Linked DNA regions of Mus musculus: region 1 is linked to region 2. A link is a loop called in an ENCODE intact Hi-C map of the cell type or tissue named here. Cell type or tissue: left cerebral cortex. All regions are shown on one strand. Links, peaks and the distances in the headings refer to the core of each region. The heading gives the core; the rest is flanking DNA.

What was found. A loop is a pair of places that touch in the nucleus more often than their neighbours do. Peaks named below come from ENCODE experiments on the same cell type or tissue, not always from the same donor. Only the 100,000 strongest peaks of a DNase experiment are listed, where the experiment ranks them.
Region 1: it touches region 2 in a loop (11-fold over the local background); 3 of 42 quality-filtered maps call a loop at or near these places.

The regions. Positions count from the first base shown.
Region 1 is chr2:107,516,174-107,520,382 of GRCm38, reverse strand. No RefSeq gene overlaps it. Among named protein-coding and RNA genes, the nearest start is that of Gm39903, 210 kb to the left of the region's middle. In left cerebral cortex, for the core only: no CTCF peak of the experiment used is centred there; DNase peaks (open chromatin) are centred at 1,410, 1,467 and 2,077; H3K27ac peaks cover 1,357 bases.
Region 2 is chr2:107,288,744-107,292,952 of GRCm38, reverse strand. Kcna4 (potassium voltage-gated channel, shaker-related subfamily, member 4) reads right to left here and starts at 2,364. Exons shown (of 2, transcript NM_021275.4): 1 at 1,882-2,364. In left cerebral cortex, for the core only: a CTCF peak has its summit at 2,410; DNase peaks (open chromatin) are centred at 1,628 and 2,362; H3K4me3 peaks cover 1,839 bases; H3K27ac peaks cover 1,378 bases.

The DNA.
Region 1 (4,209 bases), core at 1,131-3,630, 230 kb before region 2:
TTAGCACTGATCTGTACAGGCAATCTTCCTAATATGATACATGAGTTTTATACCTCCTTTACAGAAGCAAGCAGCCAAAGCTGGCCTCCCCAGCTTCCTCAGAGTCCCAAGACCTCTCATTAAGAAATATTAGTCACAAAACCTAAAAGAATCAATAATACTGAGAAACTGAAACAGCATATAATTCATCCCCTTGGAAACTTTTCAAAAATATCACCTCGTTGATGCAGCGGAGGATTTCTTTGCCTACTATAAATTAGAGGGAGAAAAAGAAGCAAAAAAAGGCAGAGGGAGAAAATCTGAGCTGCCTGACAATTACCCTGCGTGCATCACTCACTGCAATCACACCCACACTCCTGTGCCAGCACTCCGGCAACCAAAGGCAAGCAAGCTCACAGCACCCTCACCCACCCTCACACACACCTACTACCTCAGAGTCGGCCCACCAGGCTGACAATCACACTGGCAACTGAGCACCTCCAAAGCCTTCTTCCCCCACATTATTTCCTAGGTTACCAGCTCCTTAACACCAAAGGGCTTACTGAACTGGCAAGAAAATGCCCCAGAGACACACAGCAAAGCCCAACAGCACAGAAAATGTAATCTTGGTACATACATAAAATTATTTTAACAGTCTTTCAGAGAAGATAGGCTGCAGGCAAGGCCTCATCTACATTAACTCTCTTTCAGCCCCTCTTCCCAAGGTATAGCAAGATCTCAATATCTAATTTGAGATGACTAAGCTTGAGCCATGTTTGTGTGTGCCTGAACTAACAGACAAACCTAACGCAGTTATCACTAGGAGAGATGAGCAGTGTATGAGGAGGAGGAGAATGGAGTGGGTGCCAGGAATTCCAAAGAGCAGTCCTCCCTCGGGGAGCTGGGTGCCAGGCTCTGTGGGATGGGCAGGAGACAAAAATAGCCTTCTCCTGCATCTCTGTGGGGCCAGTGGTGGGTGGGCAGCTGGATCTCTCTGTGACCCAGTTAGAGGAAACCTTTCTGAGAGCTGGAGCTGGCCTCGTGTACAATGAGAGTAATAATAACTGACAAGATGGTTTCCTCGCTGTTTAATGATGACAACAATATTTAATTTATCCCTGAGAATGGTGTAGTAAGGGTTAAACAAAACTCCACGTTCAGAAGACATTGTTTGGTCTGTGGCTTATCGTAAAGTTCAGTAAATATTATCTCATAATAGAAGTTTGGCTGAATAATGAAACTAATGCAGAACTGCATCCCACACCTTACAAGGCACTTACCTGTCTATTTTAAACTACATCACCCCCAGACTTTGATTGCCCTAGTTTTATGGTTTCACAGTGTTCAAATAGAGTTCATCTTATAATCTGAGTGCACACTCCTTAGCTCTATGTCTGATGAAGTTTCAAAAGTAGCCTGTTGCTACTGCTGACCTTTGCACTTGTTTAACACAGACATACACTTGGTCTTCCAGAGTCCTTGACACAGTCTGTGCAATATGCAGATGGGCGTGTGTCATTTTTACTTTGTTGATAAGAGAACAGAGCTTAAAGGATTTAAATGATATCTATAACTAAACAATTAGGAATAGGCAAAAAAGCTTCCATGCGGGTTAGGATTCTGAGGAGGAGGCTCATTTACTTTGCCATAGGCAGTATGTGCTTGTGTAATTGGGTGTACACACACACACACACACACACACACACACACACACACACAGAGAGAGAGAGAGAGAGAGAGAGAGAGAGAGAGAATCCATGACAGTAGCAGCAGCTGCTATTTGTTGGGTGTCTATAAAGCTGCAGGTCCTAATCTAGATACTTCCTAGGACAAGAAAAGCTGAATCTAGATGATGGATCATCAGTAGTTCTGTCAGTCAACCCTTACACCATTTCTACAATAATTTTGGTGTATATCTTTTGTGAAAATCAGTTTTCTGAAAGCTGCATGCTTTCTGGCAAAACAATGTTTCATTTAATCCACACAGGCACCTTCCTATGCACTATGTAAAAGACTTAATTTCTGTATAGCTTTCCAGCACTCTTCCCTTGCCTCCTCCAATCTCCTCCCAGTCTTAAAAAAGGCTCCCTGAACCTCACAGCCAGCTGGGTGAGTCATGGGGGAGGCGGCCAGCTTTTCTCTTCTCTCACCCCAAACAAGGACCTGTTTTATTTTGACTTTGCTTTTTTCATATCCTAGGGCAGAAGAGAGAGACAGTGCCCTAAGAAGATCACAGCAACCAGAATATCCACCCCTATTTACATATCCATATCCAGTAGTTTCCTACCATGAAGGAACCTACCTTCCCCTGTTCACAAGGTATAGATGGGGGAACAATGGAGATTTTACTACCATTCAAGACTTCTTTTTTCTTCTCCACAGTAACACTGCTCATTAAATGGTCTCTTGATATTAATGTAAATGTCAAAATGTGGGTTTATTTGATGAGTGCCCTCACCTATAAGCAATTTCGAAAGCAAATGTTGAAGGCATTAAAAGATGTTTGGGAATCAATTTATGTACTTTAACTGTACAAAACTGGTAAGAAAGATTTATCATTAAAATAAAGCATCATATTTGACAAGGGAAACGCAGAGAGATATTTCAAAGACATAGAAATGATGCTAAGGTCTTATGTTGCTCATTTGGCACAGATACAAAGTGAGTCATATTTATATCAGAGACTTTTATAAGAGGGGGGTTAATATAGATCCCTAGAGCAGAATCAAGCAGTGAAAACATGTTATTTGCCCAATGCCATTTCACAAATTGGAGACATAGTACTCAGTTTGAATGGCAAGCACTAGACTCCTACTAGATCAAATGTTCAGACCAGAGAATATAAATAAGGATTTTTTCACTGATAAAAACAGTATAATTTAAAAATCATTTCAGAAGCATCTCCTTGTAATTTATTTTATTTGACTCACAAGTTAGACTGACACTCTCTCCCACCTTTAAATGCATAATGAACCAGGGATCATTGTTTATTTTCCTTATTTGAAGTTAATGTTAGTCCAGTTAGGGAATGATGTGAGCTCTTGGAATTAGACTGTTGTGATTCAAGTTCTCTGAAGAACTACCCAGGTGACCCTGAGCAAGCTTCTTTTGTCTCTGGGCTACAAATATCTCACTCGAAGGCAAAGCATATTGACTAGATTTGACCTTGTCACAGAAGGTTCTCTGTGAAAACTGAAAATCAGTAATTCAAATTGAACAGCAGTTTTAGCAATTAATTTCATCAGCTGATGATGATTTTGTCCTTTTTGCTATATGTTTATCAGAAATATATAATATTTCCAGCTTAAACAAAACAAGTATAAATATTCAATGTTCAATGTTTCTAAATTTTACACTCTGTTATGAAGAATAGAACAATAAAGCCCCAATGATAAAGCCCCAATAAATACAGTTCTCTATTGAGAACAGTACAAGAAAAAATATGAAAATACATAACCCCCAGTACTGGTAAGATCAAGATTTTCCTTCCAAAGTTAGTTGCCTCAGACCCATGAAGTATAAGTAAACCCATGAAAAAGAATAATAAACTAAGTCAATATGGAAAGAATCAGATGAAACAGAAAAAAATAACAATAATAAAAATTTAAATTATGATCTAGAAACCAAGGACACCAACGTTGGTTAAAGCATAAGCCAATACAGTGTTAAACCTTTCACTCAAGCAGGATTCTCATAGGGAAAGGGGTACCACCCAGTGAGGAGTGCCAGCTGGGTAAGCAAGAAGCCAACCAAGAAAGCCTGAAACTTTAACATTTCATTCAACTAAACTGATCTATTTGCTGGTAGAACTATGACTACAGAATATAGCATATGTAGTTATAGCTGAAAAGATACAAGGTATGTGAGCATTTAGATACTCAAAAAGCTAGTCAAATAGACATAAAGAGTTTTAAAATGTTAAGTGGACCTCAGCTTTGAGTTGTCATGCTGTCTTATACAGTGGTCTAGTGTGTGTGCTGCCCTTTCATTTTGGACATCAGCAATCATTTTTGGGTTGCATGGCTGGAATGTCACAATTTTATCAAACTTTTCATAAAACCAGCTTCTGGGTTCGCTTATTAATTGTTTTTAATCTATAGTTTTCCTGTCTTGGTTTCATTGATTTTTTCCCCTCATTACTGTTGGTTCTCTTTAATTTTTTCATTTTCTTTTGAGAACTTCATAAATTAATAGTGAATTACATAATCTCCCCTTTGCTCTTCTTTCTCC
Region 2 (4,209 bases), core at 912-3,411:
AGGAAACTTGCCCCTAACTCTGACCACCTGCTTCTTCCATTTACTCTGGCCAAGAGGACTTCTAAGAATACAGAAAATGAGCCAGAGAATTGGCAATGATGATAACAGGTAGAGTTCTGGGCATCCTCTAGTTTCTATTACTGGAAACACTTCGGCGGCATGAGAGCCATGGCTTTCTGAAGCCATTAACAGGATTCTACCCTTGAGCACCTGCTGCTCTTCACTTTGAGTGTTGGTCCCATAACTTAAATGGCAAACACAGGGCATCACACACACACACACACACACACACACACACACACACACACACCCTTGGTTGAAACCAAAAGACTCCAGAAAATACACCTCAGAAGTTATCCCTAGCAACACCCCCCTCTTCTGTTGTCCTGGTCACATCATCTTACATTCATAAGTGTTTACCGTGGTGAAACCTCTAAGGCCTTGTGTACAAAACCACCTTATGACTACGTTCACTGTGGAATGTCAGCCAACATCTTTTTAAGATTGACAGAATCCAAAAAGCCTGAGAATGTGTTCAACTTCTCAGCACCCACAAACAGTTTGTACAGACACCACTTAAGCCCTGAATAACTGACATACCCATAGATTTACAAATGTGAAGATGTTTCTTCTACTCAAGTAACTCCCCCAAATGTCATGAATTTGAGGGTCTTCCAGCTCACTGTAACTTCTACAAGCTCTGGAACTGCCTTCATTGTGTTCTACAGCAAATGCTTCCTTATTCTTTTATTTATTTAGGCTTGTTAATTACTATTTTTCTAACTCTTTGACATTCAAAAAGAAAACTGTTTTCCTTTCAATTGGCTACTAGTTACCTTACTATCCTAGAGAGACAGAAAGAAGGAAAGGGGGAAGGGAGGGAGAGAGGTAAGTAGGCAGTGAAGCAGGGAGGCATGGTGGGAAAGGGGAGATAGAGAAAAGAAAGTGAAAGAAAGAAAGAAAGAAAGAAAGAAAGAAAGAAAGAAAGAAAGAAAGAAAGGAAGGAAGGAAGGAAGGAAGGAAGGAAGGAAGGAAGGAAGGAAGACAGAAAGAAAAGACAAATTGTAAACCCACCAAACCATTTTTTCAAACAAACCAAGCTGATTTAAAATCTCTCTTTCTCCAGGTATTCTTCTTAGGAGAATCAAGCAGACTTTATGCAAGAGACCTTCTTAACACCATTAAACTAATAGGATTTGCAGGGCACCTATTCTTGCTTCTATGTTCCCAAATACCAACAAGCATTCCCTCTTCCCTTCCTACCCAACAACAACAAGGCTGCTTTCCTTTCTAGATGCTAATTTCTGCAACTGTGTTAGGGTGGTACCTGAACCAAATTTGGGAGAAGGGCAGAGAGGGACAAAATTAAAACATAAAAAGGTGATAGAATCAGAAAAACCAACACCAAGAAACACGTACATCAACTCAACGCACACCATTTATCCAGTCCCTGTGGACTGCTCAAACACTCTGAAAATGCATGCCATCTGAATGTTGGGAGAGGCAACAATACAGACCGGCTCATCAGCTGTTCGCAAAGGAGAGGAACGGTGAGGCTGGGATCAGGCAAAACGAAAATGATGCTGAATCTAAACCCCACCTCGTTGGGGGAACGACATCTTTAATTGCGCCCTAGCCTCCAGACCTGGGTTCCCGCTCTGGCACATTAAGCAGGGCGCACTCGCCCCATCCCCTGGGTTGCCCCTGGAGCGCCGCGTAGCATCTGCACCTCCCTTCTCCCACCTCCTGGTTTATTTTTAACCGCCTTCCATTCATGTCCTTCTGTCACATTCTCAATATTATTTATTCCTCAAATGTCCACAGTTTCTCAACAGCCAAAAGAGTAAGGTGAAGGAAAGATAAGAAAGATCTCATACTTACCATTCCCAGCAAGTGCGAAAAATAAAAATAGACGAAAAAAATCCCCCCCGGTGATTTGTTTCCCCTTTTCCACGCTGCAACAGCTGGAGGAGGGGCAGAATCATTGGGGGTGGGGGCGCAGTACAAAAAAAATCGCTCAGGTTTGGCAGGTGGAGGATCCCAAATATCCACGGAACAAGTTCGGTTGTCTTGGCCAGGGGGCTAGGGGGTATTGCAGAGTCCTCGTTACTGGAGCCCAGAGGTGGAGATTGGGGACGCCCCAAGGTAGACCCCGGAGATTTCTGGTTCCTCTGGAGTTCGGCACAGCAGACATGGGCTGGGAACGGAAGTCAAGGTTCTCCGAAAAAGACTCAAAATCCTAGACAGCAGCGATCACTTGTTAAGCCTGCATTCCTTCTCCAGTATCCATCCCAGTCTTGCTCTCTAGCTGGCTGCAGGAGCAGCACACGCCTCCCCAGGCTGCCAGCGCGCACGGGCGGGGGCGGGGCCTGGCCGGGCCGAGGGTGTGGCCTTTGGGGCTGTCACTAGGGGTGCCTCCCCGCATGGCTGGGCGGGCACAGTCACGACGCTGCGACCCCACCCGTCGGCCCAGCCCCCACGACTGCTTAGCTTCTGGAAACTATCCCAGGAGCACTTGGGTATCACCCCCAAGCGAGGAGCAAATCCCGGAGGCAGATGTGTCCCGTAGGAACTGGAATAGAAGTCCAGGACCGACCACAGCACAGGTGCCACTAGAGACACTGGGAGAGAGGGACTTCGATGAAAGATGCAGTCCAGAAAATGGGGTGGATAGCTTGGGGCAGCTTCCCTTCTTACCCTGATCTTTTATCTCCCCAGACATTGGTCATCTGTTTACCCCTAGAGGTGTGGTAGTAGGGCTCAGGTGCATCTCTGGCCAGACTGCAGGTCCAGAAATCCTCCCCCTCCCCTCCCCGTGAGTACACCCCAACCTTAGTCTCAGCGTTCCTGGAACACTGAGAGTCTGCAGCTTCAGCTGCTGGCCCAGTTGGCACAGAGAAAGATCAACTTTACCCATGTATTAGACCATATGTTAGAGACTGGTCGAATATGAAGTCTGACCCCCGGCGAAGGCTACTGTGTACAGGAGGCTCAAGTCACAACAGGAGGGAGGCTGGAGGGTTATGGACAAACTGTTAAAAATGGCCTAGGCTGGAGCTTTTGAAAGGCTGAGTTGACCCCTCTGTGAAACTGTTGCTGCAAAGATAATTGAAGCTGAACTGGAGAGCCCATGTGGGCCATTGGAGAGGCTTTATATTAGTGCCCCAAACTTTACTGCCATCCACTTGTTTGTTTGTTTGTTTGTTTGTTTGTTTGTTTGTTTAAGTACTCCACATTTCCTATCCTATAAGCAACTAAGTGTGTCTCTAGGAAGGCAACCCCACCCCAGATAAACTTTAGGTGCTTTTTCATTAGTGGTTAGTTTGTGGATGTCTCTGGGACATAGATGTGGTATACAAGAAAGGTTAGCTCAGAGACCGGGCAGGGTGTAGTGGGAGGGGAATCAAGGTGATGGTCAGGTTTGGGTCTTGGGCCATCTCCCTCAGCACACCTTATGGTTTGAATAAGCAGTACGGTACACAGGTCCAGCTACGGGAGCAGATCAGTCCTGGGCTGGTCAGTTGGCACCTGGGTAGCTGTACTCTCCAGCAGCTTTGTTCATGGGCCCTATTGGGCTTCCTTCTTTTGTGATTCCTGATTAATTATTAAGGAAAATATTCCTGAGCTGAATTATAGATATGCCCCTGTGCACTGCACTCACCCTGTCGCTGCTGACGTGGGGAAAGACACCTGGAAGACTGCTTTAGTTGTTTAATTTTTAAAATAATGGGGTGGGGGCTGAAATGTAATTACTGAAGGGGAAACAAGCAAATAAGCTGTAATGTGGGATCTGGTTTTCCTATCTTCTTCCAGTCAGAGCACCTTGAGATTATGGCACAAACAAATTTATCCCAAACACCCTCCACAACCACCCCATCCCTGCCCCACCCCTACCCTGTAGGTGGAGGAACAGAGAAAAGTTCCTACAGGCACCTAGAGAAGCTACTTGTTCCAAGTCGTTCCAAATTGGAGCTCATTCCAGCAAATGGGAGGGACTGACTTCTCCAAAACTGAAAGCAATCATTTTTGATTCCAAAATAAAGGTTAGGTCCTTGTGCAGTCTTACAGGTGCCAGAAAGAGAGGACTGACTTACTGTTAGGCCATCAGAAGGATGTTTTAGAGAATGGTAGAATCAGGGCTGAGGGCATAGGGTATAAGATCTTGGGACCAGTTTCCAAAAGCAATTTGTAAGATCAATCCACAATAGC